Regions from separate parts of the Homo sapiens genome. Here region 1 is linked to region 2. A link is a loop called in an ENCODE intact Hi-C map of the cell type or tissue named here. Cell type or tissue: A673. All regions are shown on one strand. Each heading gives the region's core, and the rest is flanking DNA. Links, peaks and the distances in the headings are about the cores only.

Region 1 (10,973 bases), core at 3,405-7,404, 77 kb after region 2:
TCATAAACTATATAAAACCCACAAAAAAACCAATCTGAAGGTCAGCAACATCAAAGATCAAAGATAGATAAGCCCACAAAGATGAGAAAGAATCAATACAAAAATGCTGAAAACTCAAAAAGCCAGAGTGCCCTTTTACCTCCAAATGACCACAACACCTCTCCAGCAAGGGCTCAGAACTGTGCCAAGGCTGAGATGGCTGAAATGACAGAAGTAAGCTTCAGAATGTGGATAATAACAAACATCACTGAGTTAACGAAGCATGTTGTAACCCAACACAAAGAAGCTAAGAATTGCAATAATACAGGAGCTGACAGGCAAAATAGCCAGCTTAGAAAGGAATGTAACTGACCCATTGGAGCTGAGAAACACACAAGAACATCACAGTGCAATCACAAGTATTCACAGCAGAATAGACCAAGCAGAGGAAAACCTCTCAGAGCTTGAAGACTGATTTTCAGAATTAAGACAGGCAGACAAAAATAGAGAAAAGAGAATGAAAAGGAATGAATAAAACCTCCGAGAAATAGGGGATTATGTAAAGAGACCAAATCTAAGACTGATTGGGGTACCTGAAAGAGACGGGGAGAATGGAACCAAGTTGGAAAACATACTTTAGGATATCATCCAGCAGAACTTTCCCAACCTAGTAAGACAGGCCAACATTCAAATTCAGGAAATGCCTAGAACCCTAGTAAGATACTCCGTGAGAAGATCATCCCCAAGACACATAATCATCACATTCTCCAAAGTCAAAATAAAAGAAAAAATCTTAAGGGCAGTCAGACAGAAAGGCCAGGTCACTTACAAAGGGAAGCCTATCAGATTAACAGTGTACCTCTCAGTGGAAACCCTACAAGCCAGAAGAGATTGGGGACCAATATTCAACATTCTTGAAGAAAGAATTTCTAACCCAGAATTTCATATCCAGCCAAACTAAGCTTCAAAAGTGGAGGAGAAATAAAATCATTTTCAGACAAGCAAATGCTGAGAGAATTCATCATCTCTAGGCCTACCTTGCAAGAGCTCCTGAAGGAAGCACTAAATATGGAAAGGAAAAACCTGTACCAGCCACTATAAAAACACACTGAAGTACACAGACCAGTGACACTCTGAAGCAACAACATAAACAAGTCTGCAAAATAACCAGCTAGCATTATGATGACAAGATTAAATTCACACAAAACAATATTAACCTTAAATGTAAATGGACTAAATGTCCCAATTAAAAGACACAGAGTGCCAAGCTGGATAGAGCCAAGATCCATAGGTGTGAGGTATTCAAGAGACCCATCTCACGTGCAAAGACACACATTGGCTCAAAATAAAGGGATGGAGGAAAATTTGCCAAGCAAATGGAAAACAGAAAAAAGCAGGAGTTACAATCCTAGTTTCTGACAAAACAGACTTGCAACCACAAAAAAGACAAAGAAGGGCATTACATAATGGTAAAGGGTTTAATTAAACAGGAATAACTAGGTATCCTAAATATATATGCACCCAATATGGGAGCACCCCGATTCATAAAGCAAGTTCTTAGAGACCTTCAAGAGACAGACTTCCACACAATAACAGTGGGAGACTTTAACACCCCCCACTGATAATATACAGATCATAGAGACAGAAAATTAACAAAGATATTCAGGACCTGAACTCAGCTCAGGATCAAGTGGACCTGATAGATATCTACAGAATGCTCCATCCCTAATCAACAGAATATACATTTTTCTCATCACCACATGGCACTTACTCTAAAGTTGATCACATAATTGGAAGTAAAACACTCCTCAGTAAATGCAAAAGAACTGAAATAATAACAAACAGTCTCTCAGACCACAGTGTAATCAAATTAGAACTCAAGATTAAGAAATTGACTCCAGGCCGGGCTCGGTGGCTCACACCTGTAATTCCTGCACTTTGGGAGGCCGAGGCAGGCAGATCACAAGTTCAAGAGATCGAGACCAGCCAGGCGCGGTGGCTCACGCCTGTAATCCCAGCACTTTGGGAGGCCAAGGAGGACAGATAACGAGGTCAGGAGATCAAGACCATCCTGGCTAACACGGTGAAACCCCATCTCTACTAAAAATACAAAAAAATTAGCCAGATGTGGTGACAGGCGCCTGTAGTCCCAGCTACTTGGGAGGCTGAGGCAGGAGAATGGCGTGAACCTGGGAGGTGGAGCTTGCAGTGAGTTGAGATCACGCCACTGCACTCCAGCCTGGGCGACAGAGTGAGACTCCACCTCAAAAAAAAAAAAAAAAAAAGAGATCGAGACCATCCTGGCCAACATGGTGAAACCCCGTCTCTACTAAAAATACAAAAATTAGCTGGGTGTGGTAATGCATGCCTGTAGTCCCAGCTACTCGGGAGGCTGAGGCTGGGGAATCGCTTGAGGCAGAGATTGCAGTGAGCCGAGATCATGCCACTGCACTCCAGCCTGGTGACAGAGCGAGACTCTGTCTCAAAAAAAAAAAAAAAAAAAAAAAAAAAAAAAATTTACTCCAAACCACACAACTACATGGAAATTCAAAAATCTGCTCCTGAATGACTTTTGGGTAAATAATGAAATTAAGGCAGAAATCAAGTTCTTTGAAACTAATGAGAACAAATATACCATATACCAGAATCTCTGGGAAGCAGCTAAAGCAGAGTTAAGAGCGAAATTTATAGAACTAAATGCCTACATCAAAAAGCTAGAGAGAGCTCAAGTTAACAACCTAACATCTCAACTAAAAGAACTAGAGAACCAAGAGCAAACAAACCTCGAAGCTAGCAGAAGACAAGAAATAACCAATAGCAGAACTGAACTGAAGCAGATAGAGCAACAAAAAACAAACAAACAAACAAAAACTTTCAAAAAATAAGTGAATCCACAAGCTGGTTTTTTGAAAAAATTAACAAAATGGATAAACTGCTAGACTAATAAAGAAGAAAAGAGAGAAGACTCAAATAAACACAATTAGAAATGATAAGAAGGGTATCACCACTGACCCCACAGAAATACAACCACCAGAGAATACTATAAACACCTCCATGCAAATGAAGTAGAAAATCTAGAAGAAATGGATAAATTCCTGGACACATACACCCTCCCGAGGCTGAACCAGGAAGAAATTGAATCCCTGAATAGACCAATAATGAGTTCTGAAATTGAGGCAGTAATAAATATCCTACCAACCAAAAAATGCCCAGGTCCAGATGGATGCACAGCTGAATTCTGCCAGAGGTTCAAAGAAGAGCTGGTACCATTCCTACTGAAACTATTCCAAACAATTGACGAGGGACTCCTCTCTAACTCATTCTAAGGGACCAGCATCATCCTGATACCAAAACCTGGCAGAGATACAATAAAAAAGAAAACTTCAGGCCAATATCCTTGATGAATATCAATGCAAAAACCCTCAACAAAATACTGGCAAGCTGAATCCAGCAGCATATCAAAACCCTATCCACCACAATCAAGTAGGCTTCATCCCAGGATGTAAGGTTGGTTCAACATGTGCAAATCAATAAATATGACTTATCACATAAACAGAACTAAAGACAAAAACCACATGATTATCTCAATAGAGGCAAAAAAGGCCTTTGATAAAATTCAACATCCCTTCATGTTAAAATCTCTCAATAAACTAGGTATTGAAAGAACATACCTCAAAATAATAAGAACCATATATGACAAACTACAGCCAATATCACCATACTGAATGGCCAAAAGCTAGAAGCATTTCCCTTCTAGAAGCACAAGACAAGGATGCCCTTTCTCACCACTCTTATTCAACATAGTGTTGAAAGTTCTGGCCAGGGCAATCGGCAAGAAAAAGAAATAAAGTGTATTCAAATAGGAAAAGAGGAAGTCAAACTATCTTTGTTTGCAGATGACAGGATTCTATATCTAGAAAATCCCGTTATCTCAATGGTTGAGCTTCTTAAACTCAGCCTAAAAGCTTCTTAAGCTGATAAGTGACTTCAGCAAAATCACAGGATACAAAATCAATGTGCAAAAATTCTCATGCTATTTTCATTCTATTCCTATTCTCATGCTATTCCTAGATTATTGAGTGTGGTGGTTAATATTTAGGGTCAACTTGTTTAGATTGAAGGATGCAAAGTATTGTTTCTGGGTGTGTCTGTGAGGGTGTTGCCAAAGGAGATTAACATTTGAGTCAGTGGACTGGGAGAGGCAGAGTCACCCTCAATCTGGGTGGGTACCATCTAATCAGCTGCCAGTGCGGCTAGGATAAAAGCAGACAGAGGATTGTGGAAGGACTAGACTGGGTGAGTCTTCTGGCATTCATCTTTCTCCTGTGCTGGATGCTTCCTGCCCTCAGACATCAGACTCCAAGTTCTTCAGCTTTTGGACTCTTGGACTTACACCAGTGGTTTGTCAGGGGCTCTCGGGCCTCCAGCCACAGATTGAAGACTGCACTGTTGGCTTCTCAACTTTTGAGGTTTTGGGGACTTGGCATGGCTTCCTGGCTCCTCACCTTGCAGACAGCCTATTGTGAGACTTCACTTTGTGATCGTGTAAGTCAATACCCCCTAATAAGCTCCCTTTCCTATATACATCTATCCTATTAGTCCTGTCCCTCCAGAGAACCTGGACTAATATACTGAGTTTATTTCAGGAGTAGTTTTGGAATTTTATCAACTCCCTTTTCAGCACCTATTATTGCATGAATCAAATAGATTTTCTGGTTTTGTTTATTTATATAAGAAATTAAATGAATACATTTCTTATTATTTAATCATTTAACCACCCTTTCATTCTTGTAAAAAGTTCTACTTGGTTATGATATATTATTGTAATATGTTGCTACTTTTGATTTGTAATCTTTTAAGAAGACTTTTCCTTTTATAATCTTATGTGAGATTTAGAAAAAGGTTATTTTGGATAGTCTTTGTTCAATTTGGTGTTGTGCTAGCTTTATAGAAAAAATAAGGAAATTTTATATCAATTCAATACCCTGAAACGAATTAGGTCAAACTTGAAAAAATATCTTTCCTTTAAAGGTTGTAGAACTCACTCACACAATGGTCTGGGACTGATGCCCTTTTTTGTACAGTAGGTTTTTAAAAACCATGTTTTCAAGTCTTTTCTGTGGCTATTTGGCTATTCAGTTGTACATTTTCTCTGATATTCCTTTAATAATCTATGCATCCCTAACAATTATTTCCTCTAAAATTTTAGATTTATTGATATAAGTATTAGATAGATTCTTTTGTGGTTTCATAAGTATTATTTGCATCCTTGGCTATGTTTGCATTCTTATTTCTGTTCTTCTCTCTCTCTCTGTTTCTTTCTCTGTCTGGAGAGAATTGCCAGAGGCTTCTGAGTTTTATTGGGCTTTTTAAAGAACTAACTTTATCTTAATTAATCCAGTCTGCCTTTGAGGGGTTATTTTGTATTTAATCTATTTCTGTTTTTATCTTTTAAAATTCATTTATAATTTTTTGTTTTGTTCTTTTTATTATCATCATGAGTTGAAAGCTTAACGCATTCATTTTCTGTCTGTCTTGTTTTCTAAAAAATGCACTTAAGGCTGTGCGTTTCTACTGAGTATTGCTTTGGTCCCATGCCATAGACAGGAAATGCAGTCTTCTCATTGATGCTCATTTTTATTAGTAATTTTAGATGTAACTTCTCCTTTAATGCAAGGATTACTTAGAAAAATGATTTTAAATGTCTCAAATGCCTTTACTGTCTCTTCACATCTGTTTTTCATTAGACGAATTCGACTGTGTTCTTTAAATACCACAATAGGTCCTAAGTACCATTCAGCATCTCATTGTTCCCTTAGCTGAGCAGCTCCCAGATGGTATTCATCTGCCTGCTGAACCATTCCTTTATTATAGACAGACACTATTAGAAACCTCTCTGATATCCTTGGTCTCAACTATCAGGGCTTGTTGAATTGAAGCAGCTGAATTCAATACAGTTTAAAGTTGTTTCTTTCAAGAGTTAACTCATTTTTCTGGGCTTCAGACATTGAACAAGTAATGGCCTGGCCTTATCCAAAACTTGTGTGTATATATATATATATATATATACACACACACACACACACACACACACACATATGTGTATGTGTATGTGTGTGTGTGTGTGTGTATATATGACCAATTTTAGATTTCAAGATACCTACTCTCCTGAATAATAACATAGTTGGGGAAGTGAGGATACACGGACTTCATCTTGTAATGGAAGATGTCTCCCAGTTTTGATGATGTTTTGTATATGACTACAGATAGTATGAACCATGTGTAGTGAGCTCCTGTCTACTTTCCCATTATTTGTCAACCCAGGTCTTATCATTCTTCTTTCCAAATGGATTGGGCTCTATGGTGATGTGACTGATGTCCCCCTGTGATATTCCTCTGTGGCCCTTTGTAATAAATGTGCATTCCTTCAGATCAGCTAAACACTATGCTCTTAGAGTTAAACAATAAAATTAAAATTAATACAAGCCATAAACAAAATAAAACCAAAAATGCCAGCTAAGGGTGTTATTCTTCCATCTTTTAGGAAAGGAAGATTTGGGTACCTGAATGACTCCTCTGAAGTTCCTCAGGGGACAGAAAGAATAGCAGTCCTTAGCCAGGGAACACAGATCTCTACAGGCCAATTTTTCCCTAGAAGCCTCAGCTACTGGTCTGCTCTTCCTCCTAGGACTTTCTCCTTGGGTCCCTGGGTGCTCCTTGGGCTCACCTCTTTCCTTCAGGACTGGCCAGAGCTCACACCTTCCAAGCCCAGGAGCCATTTGCCTGGACGGTGTTGTGGCTGTTGGACTGGAAGTGAGGGCCCAGCAAATATTGAGCACACAAAACTAATTCACAGCACTATCCTCCTCCCTTAGACATTTACATCTTTGCCAGTCTTATGAGCATAAAATGGCATTTCATTGTGTTAATCTGATTTTTTCTAATTACTGGAAAGATTGAGCATCTTTTAATATGCCATTCAAACTCTCTCTTTTGCAAGTTGCTAGTTCATATTGCTTCCCATTTTCATACTGGCAGTTTACCTTTTCCTTAATAATTTGTAGTTGTATATATTAACATACCTATACTCTGGACACTAGCCCTTTGTTAAATGTATTACAACTCCCAGTTGGTGGCTTGTCTTCATTTTGCATTGTCTTTTTTTTTTTTGTACAAAAGATTTTAATGTTAATCTAAGTAGTTTATTTTTTTCTTTTTAAAGAAGGGAATAAATTTGAGGATGTCCTGTCTTCTCCACTGCCTCCAATTCCCAAGAAAATGTTGAAAAGGGGAAAATTAATGATTCACTTCTCTAACTATGATAATAAATAATAAGTGATGTTAATAGGAAAAAACCCAGACGGTGTTAACATTTTTATACTAGAGCTTTAAAAAGCTGCTTAAATGTCAATTTGTGCTAAAATACAGGCTTTAAAAGAGGCCTGCAAAATTAACTGTCGAGGTTATAAATCCTAAGAAAAAAACCAAATCTTAGGTCACATGAATGTCTGCCAGGACTGGGTAATTTTCACTTTAACCACTTTTTAGTTGACAGGAGTAATCTGTAAATGTTGCAACCTTATTATGTACAGGACAGGGTGGCTGAGTCATCTTGATATTAAAAGGAAAGAGTTTAAGTGCATTGTGGATCATCTTTATGCTGTAATATTAGAGGGAAGACACATTTAAAAGGAACATAGTTGAAAACAATGGGTCTAAAACGTTGCTACTCACATTTCATCTACGTAGAAAGGGAGGTCTCTGGCCACCATGGTAACTGTTTTTACACATAAACTCACTGGTCACATAAGGACATCAAGTAGACTAAAAATAAAAATGCCAAATTTTACATTTCAAGACCAAAAGTGAATCCTCTCACACAAAAAATATTTTTGTAATTAAACATCTCATAGCTGTTCATTTTCACTCCAAACTATGTATTTAACTCTTGATGGAAACATGCATACATTTCTGACTTATTAATTCTGAAAACTTGCTTATGACATTTAAAATAATTTAAAGTAGTGGCTTTGAGTTATTATTAGCATTCATCATTTTTTATATCCCATTTTTTCCCCCAATGCGTGACGTTGGGAAAAAACGCAAAATAATAAACTTATAGATTAATAATTTAAGCAATTTATAACTCTGGTCTTTTAAAAGTGATCTTCTGCAGACTCCTTCCTTCTTTCCAATCCTTCAGGGCAAGCTAAGCCCTATATTGTGAGAGTGGTCCATCTCAGAGGGTGAGATGTTTATTGGCCCCATTGTTGAGGAAGCCAGCAAACTGCGTACATCTAGGGTTGGCCAGCCAACTCCTGTGTTGTTTCTGGATGCTGATCAAACAGAATTCAATTCTGTTTGACTTTGATCCCAGTTCCATCTTCTAACTTCTAGAAGAAACCCATACTTTCTTGGGTTCTGTGACATCCTTGACTTGTGACTCAGATCCTTGGCAGTGCTATGGGGCCTCAGTTGTTCTCTAGGTCGCTCTTGTTTCCTCAACCCTGTGATAACTCCCAAGTTGGTCCTTAAAACCTGTATTTAAAAAATTTTTTTTTGAGTATACCATTCGCCCTTTGTATTCTCGAGTTTCATATCTGCAGATTCAACCAACCACAGATAAAAAATATTGAAAAATAATAATAATAAATAGCAATACAACAATAAAAATAATTTAAAACCAACACAGCATAGCAACTATTTACATAGTATTTACGTGGTGTTATGTATTATAAGTAATCTAGGGATGATTTAAAGTATACAGGAGGATGCGCTTAGGTTATATTCAGATAATACACCATTTATATCAGGGACTTGAGCATCTGCAGATTTTGGTGTCCATGGAGGTCCTGGAACTAATCCCCCTTGGAAACCTATCCAAGAGACAATCTGGGGATACATGTAGATAGTATAATGGTTACTATAGTGAGGCAGATTAGCATATCTGTCATCTTACATAGTTGCTTTTTTGTGACAAGAACAGCTAAAATCTACTTATTTAACAAAAATCCCTAATGCAATACAATTTTATTAACTTTAGTCTTCATGTTGTATATTAGCTCTTTAGGCTTTTTCATTCTACATACCTGCTACTTTGTATCCTTTGTCCTGCATCTCCCTATTTCCTGCCACTCCCCCGACTCTTGGTAACCACTGTTTCACTGTCTGGCTCTATGTATTTGAACCTCTTTTTACAAATATATTCCACAGGCAGGTGAGATCATACCATACTTTTCTTTCTGTATCTGGCTTATTTCACTCAGCATTTTGTCCTTTAGGTCCATGCATGTTGTGGCAAATGGCAGAATCTCCTTCTTTTTAAGGTTGAATAATATTCCACTGTGTGTGTGTGTACACATGCCACATTTTCTTTATCTATTTGTTCATCAGTGGACATTTAGATTGTTTCTATATCTTGGCTATTGTGAATGATACTGGAATGAACATGGGAGTGCAGATATCTTTACAAGGTGGTGATGTCACCTCCTTTGGGTATATATCCAGATGAGGGGTTGCTGGGCCATATGATAGTTCTATTTTTAATTTCTTTAGGAACCTCCATATTGTTTTCCATAATGGCTGTACCTATCTATATTCCCACCAACAATGTATTAAGTGTCCCTTTTCTTGAGGCCCTTGCCAACATTTGTTATTTCTTGTCTTTTAGGTAATAGTCATCCTTACGAGTGTGAGGTAATATTTCATAGTGGTTTTAATGTGCATTTTCTGTATAATTAGTGATTATAATTATTTTCATAAACCTGTTGGCCATTTTTATGTCATCTTTGGAGAATTGTCTGTTAAGATCTTTTACCCATATTTTCATTGGGTTATTTGTTTTTCTGCTATTGAGTTATAAGCGTTCTTTATAAATTTTAGATATTAAACCATTATCAAATATGTGGTTTACAATTATTTTTTCCCAGTTCGTAGGTTGCCTTTTCATTTTGTTGATTGTTTCCTTTACTGTGCAGAAGTTTTTTAGCTTGATGTCGTCCCATTTACTTATTTTTGATTTTGTAGCTTAAGCTTTTGTGTGATAACCAAAAAATTACTGCCAAGGTCAATGTCAAGGAATTTTCCCCTATGTTTTCTTCTAGGAGTTTTATGGTTTCAGTCTTACATTTAGGTCTTTTATCCATTTCAAGTTGATTTTTAAGTATGGTATAAGATAAGAGTCCAGTTTAATTCAGTTTTCCCACCACAATTTATTGAAGAGAGCACCCTTTCCCCATTGTGTCTTCTTGGTACCCTTGTCAAAAATTAGTTGTCCACATATCTTAGTCCATTTAGTTTTGCTATAACAGAATACCTGAGACTTGTTAATTTACAAAGAAAAGAGGTTTATTTGGCTCACAATTCTGGTGACTAGAAAGAAAGTCCAAGAATATGGTGCCAGCATCTCCTTGACTTCTGTTGAGGGCCTTGTGCCACCTCATAACATGGCAGAGAAGTAGAAGGGGAAGCAGGCATGCCAAAAGAGGCCAAACACTAGAGACAACCTTGCTTTATAACAACCTACTCTCCGGGAGGCTGAGGCAGGAGAATCGCTTGAACCAGGGAGGTGGAGGTTTCAGTGAGCTGAGATCACGCCATTGCACTCCAGCCCTGGGTGACAGAGTGAGACTCCATCTCAAACAAACAAACAAACAAACAAACAAAAAACCTACTCTTGCAGGTACAAATCCATTTCTACAAGAACGAGAAATCACTCACTCCTGAAATATGGCATTAGTCTATTCATGAGGGATCTGCTCCCATTATCCAAATAAATACCTCCCAGTAGGCCTCACATCACAATTCTGCTACATTGAAGATGAGGCTTCTTACATAGAAACTTTTGGGGAACACACTCAAACCATAGCACCCTACATGTTTAAATTTATTTCTGTACTCTATATTATGTTCCATTGGTTTATGTTTTTGTTTTATAATTTAAAATCTTCCCTGTCCTAAAAGATGGAAGAATAACACCCTTAGCTGGCATTTTT
Region 2 (10,973 bases), core at 3,582-7,581:
TAATTAATTTTAACTGCAATGACCCTATTTCCAAATAAATTAACATTCTGTGGCCCTGAGGATTAGGACTTCAACACATGAATTTGGGAGGAGGGACGTAATTCAACCTGTAACACCCAGGAACCCATGGACACCTGGGGTCCTATGTTGGCAGTGCTCCTGGCCTGTTCCCACCTCCTCTGAGGCCTCTGGCAAGGACAGGCATCCCCCTGCTCTGCGGCTGGCTCTGGGGCTCAGCTGTGGTGCACACACTACAGTGACAGCCTTGGCCTGATGGGCTGGAGTCATTGCCAGGGGGCAGGTGCTCTGGCCCGGCCGCCATGGCAGCTGTGTCTTTGTCATCACTGCCATGTCTTGCTGACCCTCTGGAGAACCTCCTACCACTCTTTGTCATTTTTTGTTTGTCCTCTGTGAAATAGACTCACAGCCTCCGTCTATGTGCTTCTCCATCTACGATGCCTGTGTAATTGTTTCATAAATGCTTTTGGAAAATGATTTGTTTCCATTGCAAATGCACCATGATTCACTTTTGCCTTTCTATCTGTGGATTTAAAATGGATCTGCACTCCCCCTGCCAAAACCCCAGGAAGGCAAATGTAAACAGTGTACCTGCTTAGGGGTCCCACTATCTTTGAGAATAAAATTATCAGCATCCTTTCTCTTCCTTAGACTATCTTCAAAAGCTGAGGCCTGTTGTACTACTTCCTGGGCTGGTTTCTGTTCAGCAGCATATTTGATAGGGAACTGTGATTTGAATGATTCTATCAGTTCCCCAGCAAAGCAAGCCTCATTCTTGTCACTCCTCATTCTTATTTGGAAGTCTATAGAGGACACACACAGTCACATTCCCCTTTACTGTATAATGTTCCAATCAGCAGCCAGCATAATGAAATCCAATTCATATGTTAGGCTGTTGTGGTTCTAAAAATATTTCACATCCCCCTGAGGGGCTAAGGAAATTGGAGGAATCAAGGTATTACCGCAAACCTGTCATTTGCAGAAAAGTTCTTCAATCATTTTTGGAGGTGGTAGATTTGTTCTTAAGAAAACAAAAATAGATCAGCTCTCCAAAATGAGGCTGCGTGTGAGATCGTTCCACTGAACCTTTACTCAGATGCCAGGCCCTGCGTGCAAGTCTAATGATCCCTCACTTCAGATATATATGAATTATTAAGGTCAGTTAATTAACACATTTTTCTTCTGCTGAAGTAATTAGATGAATAGAGCTCTTGCCCTCTTTTTGGCTTTCCTGGCAGTTGCTCAGGGCTGAATAGAGGCAGTAAACATATTGCCAAACAGATGCTAACCAGAGAAGTAATTTTTCAGTTTCCATTTGATTTCTGAAGTGTTATCCTGCAACTGAAATAAGCTCCTACTTGGGGATGGTAGGGGAGGGCAATGCGGAAAAAGAGAGAATGAGGTGAAGAATGGGCAACAAGCCCCCACACAAATCTGCCTGAGAGCCTCTGCTAGATACCCAATGTTCATGTGTCATTCCACCTAATTTTTTTAATACTTCCTTCACAACATCTCTATGTCATTTGTACAAAAGTTATCCAAAGGGAATATTTATTACAGCTGTTTGCATGAATATTCCCAGGCCATTTCCTTTCTGTCCCTGGTGTGGCCACAACATTTTAAGTGGCCAGAAATTAGGATTTGGTACGTTTAAAGTGGTTTGTCTGTAATACGTGTCTCTTGATTTTTCTAGGTCAGTGGTTCCCCAGACTGCCTTTGTACTAGAATCATCTAGGGGCACCTAAGAAAGAACACCTTCCCAGCCTTTACCTAAGATTGATGATCTCAGCATCTCTGGGGACTGGCCTGGAAATAGGAGTTTAAAACATCTCTCAGGGTAAATCTGATGCTCAGTCAGAGTGTGGGAGGTGCTGTTCTTCGTAATGGAGATGGAAGTGTCGACACTCAGGAGCTCTCCTTCTCTTTGCAGACAGGTGAACTGTGATCATTCTATACCCTGGGCCTAATGGCCAGTCCAGGGAAGCCTCCTGAGTTGGTCCAGTCAAACACACGAAATGGCATTGATGGCTTGGTCTGTGGGTGTGATATGCATTACTCAGGATCGCTTGATGTTTTTGTCTCCAGGGCCTCTGCTGGAGCAACCAGCATTTTATGAAAATTGCCTTCTGTGGGAAGTCTGGCCGAGGAGGCAGTGTCCCACAGAAGAGAAAGATAAAGACATAGGTAGCAACTTTCAGACTTCCAAGAGCTCCAGTTTTTTCACCTGTGAAACAGGTTTAATCATAACCCATGCAGCTGTAAGGCAGGAACAAGGTGATGTGTGTGTGAGTCCTAAGTAAGTTTTAAAGTACTGTATTCATGGAAGGATGATGATGATGGTGATACTGATTTCAGCAAAACTCTGATAGAGATAAAGGAGTATAATGGAGGGTTGGAGAAGAAGGGATAGAAATTGTGCTGTCCTTAAGGGTGGGGCAGGTGGCCTAGCAGCGTCATGCCTGAAACACAGTCAATAAATGTTTCCTTGCTGAACGCTGCCTGGCTGAAATTCTGTGTGATTCCCCTGGTATGTCTTTCCCATATTTAGTAAAATGTAATGATCACTTTTCCTGGTTTTAGCAACATTTTGCTTTCAAAAATATCATGGATGCAAGGAAGTTCCCTCACAGTGATTTGCCATAGCTCCACACCTCCCGGGAATGGTCCTGGAGACAGGCCTGTGCATCGAGGCACGTGGAGTGGGCTGGTCTATAGCACCCACCTTAGGAACCTGGGGACTTCATGAGGGGCCCGACTGCATGACAACTTGCTAGAATTCCCAAGAAAAATGATGGAGGAAGCATTATGATCGGTGGTAGGGCTCACAGACAGTAAAGATTAGAAGCCACGATCAAAAGAGGGGATGAAAACGGCTCCAGTTGAACTCTTTTTGAAATGGCAGAGTTGAGGCACATGGGCTCTATAGCTGGGATCCTGGGTCACATTCGTTGACAGTTGGGAGGGATAGCAGGACCTAAGTGCTTTATATGCATTATCTCACTTAATTCTTATAACAGCTCTAAAGCAATAGTATAATAAGAGGGGCACAATCCCTTATTTACAATTTGGAAACCCAAAAATCTTTGAAAGCCTCAAGCTTTTCATAATTCATTTGAATGTGAAATGAACCTGACCTGAAATCTTTTGACAGCAAAACCTAACTAGAACTTATGTGAGACTTTTTCTAGTTTTGATTTATCCCACCTGTTGTAAATATTCATGTTTTGCTGCAGAAATATTAATGAATTTGATTATAGAGGAGTGCATCAGAGCTCACTGGGTGTGTTACATAATACATGGCATATACACCATGCTACTGTTCTATCATCCAGAAATCTGAATTCTGAAAACACGTCTGACCTCCTCCCAGAGTTTGGGAATAGGGATTTTCATTCTGTTTCTCCACTTTCACAGAAAAAAAATGAAGCTTAAATCAGTGAAGTATTAGGTTGGTGCAAAATTGCAGTTTTTGCCATTACTTTCAATGGCAAAAATCGCAATTACTTTTGCATCAACCTAATAATTTGCCTAGGGTCACAAAGCTGCTAAGTTGGGAACTATGGTTGTGCCCCAAGTCTGTTGTGAGATATTCTGCTAAGAGTTGCTGTTTCTTCCTTGGTTTTGAATCCCTTTCCCAAAAGCTTTCCTTTTTGTTGTCCTGGTTTGTGTGGCAGGCTCCAGGAGGAGGTATGTGTGTGTGTGCATCGTGGGAAGTAGAGTCAGGTCTTCCTGCTTAGCTACCCATACTCAGGCTGCCTTGTTCTGTAAATACCTTGCGTTTTTCCTAAAACACAAGTCTGATCATTCCACTCACCTGCTTAAAAGCTTTTAGTGTACTATTCATAATAGCAAAGATAAGGAATTAACCTAAATGCCCTACAACAGTAGACTGGATAAAGGAAAGGTGGTACATATACACCAAGGAATACCATGAAACTACAAAAAAGAGCGAGATCATGTTCTTTGCAGCAACATGGATAGAGCTGGAGAGCATTATCCTTAGCAAACTAACACAGGAACAGAAAACCAAATACCACACGTTCTTACTTGTAAGTGGGAAGTAAACATTGAGTACACATGGACATAAACAAGGAAACAACAGATACCAGGGTCTATTTGAGGGTGGAGGATGGGAAGAGGGTGAGGATCGAAAAACTACCTGCTGGGTACTATGCTGATTACCTGGGTGACGAAATCATCTGCACACCAAAACCCCATGACACACAATTTATATAACAAACTTGCACATGTACTCCTGAACTTAAAAGTTAAAAAACAAAACAAAACCCTTTTAGCACTGCTAGAAGGTCAAGTCCAAACTCCTTAGAATGGAATATAAAGACGCCCTGCACTGGTTCCCAACTGGCTGTAGTAGCATGGGTGGTTAAAAGTATGGACTCTAGAGCTGTATCGCAGGGTAAAACCTTTCTTCTGCTGCCCCCTAGGTGTTTGTATCCCAGGCAAGTCTTCTCTCTGCCTTAATGTTTTATTTTTTATGTTATGTTTTTTGAGGTAGAGTCTCGCTCTTTTGCCCAGGCTGGAGTGCAGTGGCACAATCTCGGCTCATTGTAACCTCTGCCTCCTGGGTTCAAGCGATTCTCCTGCCTCAGCCTCCAGAGTAGCTGGGACTACAGGCGCCTGCCACCACACCCGGCTGATTATTGTATTTTTAGTAGAGACGGGGTTTCACCATGCTGGCCAGGCTGGTCTTAAACTCCTGACCTCAGGTGATCCACCCGCCTCAGTTTCCCAAAGTGCTGGGATTACAGGTGTGAGCCACCACACCCAGCCTGCCTTAGTGTTTTATCATGTAAGGCTGATTTAGTCATCCACTTCCTAGTGTTGTAATGAGGCATGAATGAGTTAATACAATGTAAAATGGTTAGAACAACCTACACAGTAGGCACTCAAATGACACTATTGTTTTCATGGTTTCTCTGGCCTTGTTGTTGCTGCCCGGACTCTTCCTGTCCCCATCTGACCACACGCTTCAACCATTCCTTCCAGAACAAGGAAGACTGAAGCAGCCTGCTCCCCCTGCTGCATGCTTTTTCCTTTCCTTTGTCCTATTGTCTGCCTGTCAAACACCTGTTTATCTTTGACAACTGAGTTCAAGAGCCATCTTCTCCTTAAAGACTTCCCCAGTTTGCTTTCCTCCTTCCTGTCCTTTGGGTCTCCACGATGCCACATTTGTATTTCTGTCACGACCACCGACAGTATTTTAAAGTCCTTATTGGTGTCCTGATCTGTTTCTTTGCCTGAATTTTAAGCCCCTTGAGAACAAATCCCCTATATGTTTGTATCTCCAGTCCCTGGCAGAGAGTCTGACACAAGCCACATAATCAATGTGTGTGGGTAAATGCTATAAAGAGAACTCGTTCCAACTTGGGTAGGAATTTCTGCTATGGATGCCATTTACAAGCGACAGAACCCACTCTTGCTAATTTGAGCTGAAAAGGAACATATTAAAAGACAGCTCACAGAATTTCCAAGAAGCCACAGAATGGGGCTTTGGATGTTTTATAGCCAGGAATACGATGCAAGTCACATCAGTGGGTTGTTCCGGTGGTGGTCCTCCTGCCATGCTGAGCCAGGACAGGGATTTGCCTTGCTGACATTGAGCATGGGGCACTACCTTCAGACCGTTGCCCCTGCTCCCGCTGAAAGCAGAACATCTCTGTGGCCACCCTCTGCCATCCTCACCAGCATGCTATCACATAGTGCCTGGGTGGTGCCTTTTAATTGTATTGCTTTCTCCCAAACTGAAATCTCCCATGGATGCACCTGACTGGTGGAGCCTAGGTCAAAGGCTTCTACACAGACTGCAAGGGAGACTAGCAAGGGGAAGGCATCTAGTTTAAGAAAGCATGGATTCATAAAGTGGGAGTGCCGAAGAGCAGAAAAGGGGGTTTCAAAGATGCTGAGTGGCCAGAATATGTGGTGAGAATGACAACGGCAGTGAGAATTGACACCACCAGCAGCAGCAGTGGTGGTAAAGGGGTGATGGCTGGACAAGGCTGTTAAGTGGTGAGAGGAGAGGATTTCAAGGGCAACAGGAGGGGAACTTCAACAGAGTTGGAGCATGGGATGCCTAAGACTCCGTGTAGAAAAATGAGGGAGACATTTGAGCTTAAAGTTCTAGACTACTGATTTTCTTTCTTTTCTTTTCTTTTTCTTTTTTCTTTCTTTCTCTCTTTTTCTTTTTGAGATGGAGTCTCGCTCTATCGCCCAGGCTGGAGTGCAATGGCACAATCTTGGTTCACTGCAACCTCTGTCTCCCGGATTCAAGCGATTCTCCTGCCTCAGCCTCCCAAGTAGCTGGGGTTACAGGCACTCACCACCATGCCCAGCTAATTTTTGCATTTTTAGTAGAGATGGGGTTTTACCATGTTGGTCAGGCTGGTCTCAAACTCCTGACCTCAGATGATCTGCCCGCCTCAGCCTCCTAAAGTGCTGGGATTACAGCCGTGAGTCACTGCACCTGGCCGACCACTGACTTTCTTAGCTGAGTTTTTCATTGCGCCTCCCTAATCTTCTCCATCAAGACTGATATCCTCTGGAAAAATGAGGATCACACTCACATATCACAATTGCGTTCTTCTAAAAAATGCTGGCTCTGAGGGATTCATTGGTAACAAAAGTGAGGAACTCTTCATAATCGAAATCAGTGCTGTTCACCAAATGTTCCAGATATGCACTGTCTGATGTGGTATGTGTGAGCTACACATGGCTATCAAGCACTTGAAATGTGGATAGTGTGACTGAGAAACTGTTAACATTTTTTTAAGGCAATTTAAATGTAAATAGCCACATATAGTCAGGGGCTAACTTATTAGATAGTGCAGGTGTAGATAATTTGATCTGTTTCGGAAGGCAAAAGAGATCACTACATTTGTAAAATTTAAAAACATATTTGAGGCTGGTCATGGTGGCTCACATATGTAATCCCAGCACTTTTGGAGGCTGAGACCAGCAGATCACTAGAGGTCAGGAGTTTGAGACCAGCCTGGGCAACATGGTGAAATCCCGTCTCTACTAAAAAATACAAAAATTAACTGGGTATGGTGACTTGCACCTGTAATTCCAACTACTGTAGAGGCTGAGGCACAAGAATCACTTGAACCCAGGAGGCAGAGGTTGCAGTCAGCCGAGATTACGCCACTGCACTCCAGCCTGGGCGACAGAGCAAGGCTCCATCTCAAAAAAACAACAACAAAACAAAGCGTATTTTAAAATGTATCATAGACTGGCATATAACCAAGTGTGTTTGTTGGCAAAAAGCCACTTTTTAATTGATAGAAATATTTTGGGGCATGATGATTTAGCAACAAATGTATAAAAAGTGAGATAGTAAGTTTAATTTTTTTTTTTTTTGGATGGAGTCTTGCTTTTTTGCCCAGGCTTGAGTGCAGTGGTGCAATCTTGGCTCACTGCAACCTCCGCCTCCTGGGTTCAGGCGATCTTCCCACCTCAACCTCCCAAGTAGCTGGGACTACAGGTGTGGGCCACCACACCCAGCTAATTTTTGTGTCTTTAGTAGAGATGGGGGTTTCACCATGTTGGCCAGGCTGGTTCCAAACTCCTCCTGACCTCAGGTGATCCGCCCAACTTGGCCTCCCAAGGTGCTAGGATTATAGGTGTGAGCCACTGTGCCCAGCTGTGAATTTAATTCTTAATAGTGATTCTGCACTGTAAAGTTTGTTAAACTAAAGATCTTAAAACTGGAGTTTGCAGTAACAATATTTTCCAACTAGGACATTTTGGAAAGCACTTATTTGTCAACAAAAGAAAAACGGCCAAATGTTTGGGATTGTGGTCTTTGAATCACACATCAGAGTCACTGTGGCAGGCTTATTATAATACAGACTGCAGGGTCTCACTTTTAGAGCTTCTGATTCTGTAAGTCTGCGGGGAGCTGAGGATGAACATTCCTCACAAGTTCTCAGGTGATGCTCATACTGCAGGTTTGGGGATCACATTCCAAGAACCCCTGACTTAAAGAAATGCTCTTTTAAAATTTAACTTTTTCCTTTAAGGACATCTCAGAATCTTTCATCTGTAAGTATTGCTCTGGTCCTCTGAAACTCCCAGAGGGAGTGGTATATGAGAGATATCCCATATAATTTGATCATAGAACCCTTCCCCTTAGGGTAAACCAAGGATTATAATTGGAGAGACACAATTCTACGAAATTCAACTGAATTCAACATAAAGCTTAGTTTCCTCATTCTTCCACTTCCTCGATCCAGCCACAAAACTAGGGTTCCATGGGCTCAGTTCTAGGCTGTTTTCCGTTTTCCATCTACCCTCTCCTCATAGGAGAGCTCACCTGGGGCCATGACTTGAAATGCTGATGATGCCCCATTTGACATCTCCTGCAATCTCTCCTCTGAACCCACATAGTGCATCCACTGCGTACTTAACATTTTCATCTCAAACTGAATGTGTCCTGAACTGAACTCTTTCTTGTTAATAATTCCCCCTGAGCCACTCTGATTCCTCTCCCGGTTTTCCCTACTTGGGAAATAGCATCACCACCCACCATCTGGATTGTCATTAAACCCATCAGAAATAGTTGTTATTTCAGCCAAAAAAGAACAAAAATGCGTATAAGAATGTATGTGTTGGGTGTGATTCTGTTCTGTGGGGCCGTTCCCTGGAGCAGTAGTCGTTTATCTCTGTTTGCCTTCTCTCCCACATAAGTGCATGCCACCCTTCCATGGAGGATTCGATGAACATGGATATGAGCCCCTTGAGGCCCCAGACCTATCTTTTCAATTGTGAACCAAAGGCCGACAAAGATGATCACTTTAAGGTGAATGATGATGAAAATAAGCACCAGTTATCTTTAAGAACGGTCAGTTTAGGGGCTGGTGCGAAGGATGAACTGCACATTGTTGAAGCAGAAGCAATGAATTACAAAGGTAGTCCAATTAAAGTAACACTGGCAACTTTGAAAATGTCTGTGCAGGCAACAGTTTCCCTTGGGGGCTTTGAAATACCACTACCTGTGGTCTTACAATCGAAGTGTGGTTTAGGGCCAGTGCATATTAGTGGACAGCACTTAGTAGCTGTGGAGGAAGATGCAGAATCAGAAGATGAGGTGGGGGACGTGAAACTCTTAGGTATATCTGGAAAGTGATCTGCTCCTGCAGGTGGTAGCAGGGTTCCATGGAAAAAAGTAAAACCTGCTGTGATGATGATGATGATGATGATGATGATGATGAAGATGACGAGGAAACTGAAGAAAAACTCCGGTGAAAAAATCTATATAAGATATACCAGCCAAAAGTGCACAAAAGTGAAGCCAGAATGGAAAAGACTTAAAACCACTAACACCCAGATCAAAAGGTCAAGAATCCTTCAAAAAACAGGAAAAAAGTCCGAGTGCAGTGGATCACGCCTGTAATACCAGCACTTTGGGAGGCCGAGTTGGGCAGATCATGAGGTCAGGAGATTGAGACCATCCTGGCTAACACAGCAAAACCCTGTCTCTATTAAAAAATACAAAAAAGTAGCCAGGTGTGGTGGTGGGCACCTGTAGTCTCAGCTACTTGGGAGGCTGAGGCGGGAGAATGGCGTGAACCCGGGAGGCGGAGCTTGCAGTGAGCCGAGATCGCATCACTGCACTCCAGTCTGGGTGACAGAGCCAGACTCCATCTCAAAAACAAAACAAAACAAAACAAAACAAAACAAAACAAAAAAACAGGAAAAAATCTCCTGAAACACAAAAAGGATCTAGTCCTGTAGAAAACATTAAAGCAAAAATGCAAGCAAGTATAGAACAAGGTGGTTCTCTTCCTAAAGTGGAAGCTAAGCTCATCAGTTATGTGAAGAATTGCTTCCAGATAACTGACCAGGAGGCTATTCAAGATCTCTGGCAGTGGAGGGAGTCACTTTAAGAAAAGAGTTTAGACAATTTGTTAAAAAAATTTCATCTCATTTCATTTCTGTAACAGTTGATATCTGGTTGTCCTCTCTGTGATGCAGAGTGAGAACTTTTCCTACTGTGTTTAATAAATGTTTTCCAGGTTCCATCGCCAAGAATTTGTTGTCCAAAATGCCTATTTGGTTTTTAAAGATGGAACTCCACCCTTTGGTTTTAAGTATGTATGTAATGTTGTGATACGATATAATGGTAGCAGTGATCAGACATGGAAATGATGGGGAGACAAAAATATATATGTGAAATAAACTCAGTATTTTAATAAAGTAAGAAAAGAGTGTGTCTATACTTAAACATGATCGCAACCATAATACATGTATGCATGTGTGTGCATGTGTGTATGTGTACATACATAAATGTCTCCTTTTATCCATCTATAACGCCACATGCTAGATCAAGACATGAGTCATCTTTGATACATCATCACATTCTTTAAAAAATGGATAACTCCTGTTTCCCCAGGTCATGCCTTCATGGGGGTTACTATGAGGTCATAATGTAAGAAAGAAAAAAGGTATTTCTCTACCTCTGTTCCTGTCTATAACTGTGGAAACGGAGATGGCTCTCAGATCTCTCCAGCTGGTTCAGAAAGCCCTGAGATGCCTCACATGAGCTTAGGAGCTAGTACTCTCTGCCAGACTGCCCTCTCTTCCTCCCTCTGCCATTCTCTCCTACATCTCCCTGATTCCAGAAGGAGGCAGGTCCAACTTCATGCCCAGGCTGCTGTATCCCTCTGCTCTGATGAGCTCCACATTCCCTGGAAGTGAGAAGGGATGATTAACTCCTTCATATTCTGTTACACAGGCCAGAGGAGTATTGTTTTTCATGCTCTGTACCTGACTGAAAATTTAGTGAAAGAAATCTTTTATTTTTCATTTCGTGTATTCCAGGCTCTTTTGCTGTGACTCAGGCAAACAACTGTCCCTAAATTTCCTTTTCCTTCCTGTACTGACCTAGCGCTCTTGGACCAAGTTTGTATAACTTTATTCTCCTTTCTTTTAGGAAGACT

What was found. Peaks named below come from ENCODE experiments on the same cell type or tissue, not always from the same donor. Only the 100,000 strongest peaks of a DNase experiment are listed, where the experiment ranks them.
Region 1: a loop joins it to region 2, with 5 times the contacts of the local background. A loop is called at or near these places in 1 of 110 quality-filtered maps.

Annotation. Positions count from the first base shown.
Region 1 is chr7:112,588,853-112,599,825 of GRCh38, forward strand. No RefSeq gene overlaps it. Among named protein-coding and RNA genes, the nearest start is that of LINC03076, 24 kb to the right of the region's middle. In A673, for the core only: no CTCF peak of the experiment used is centred there; a DNase peak (open chromatin) is centred at 5,739.
Region 2 is chr7:112,511,751-112,522,723 of GRCh38, forward strand. It overlaps the pseudogene NPM1P14. Among named protein-coding and RNA genes, the nearest start is that of LSMEM1, 36 kb to the left of the region's middle. In A673, for the core only: no CTCF peak of the experiment used is centred there; no DNase peak of the experiment used is centred there; H3K27me3 peaks cover 2,288 bases.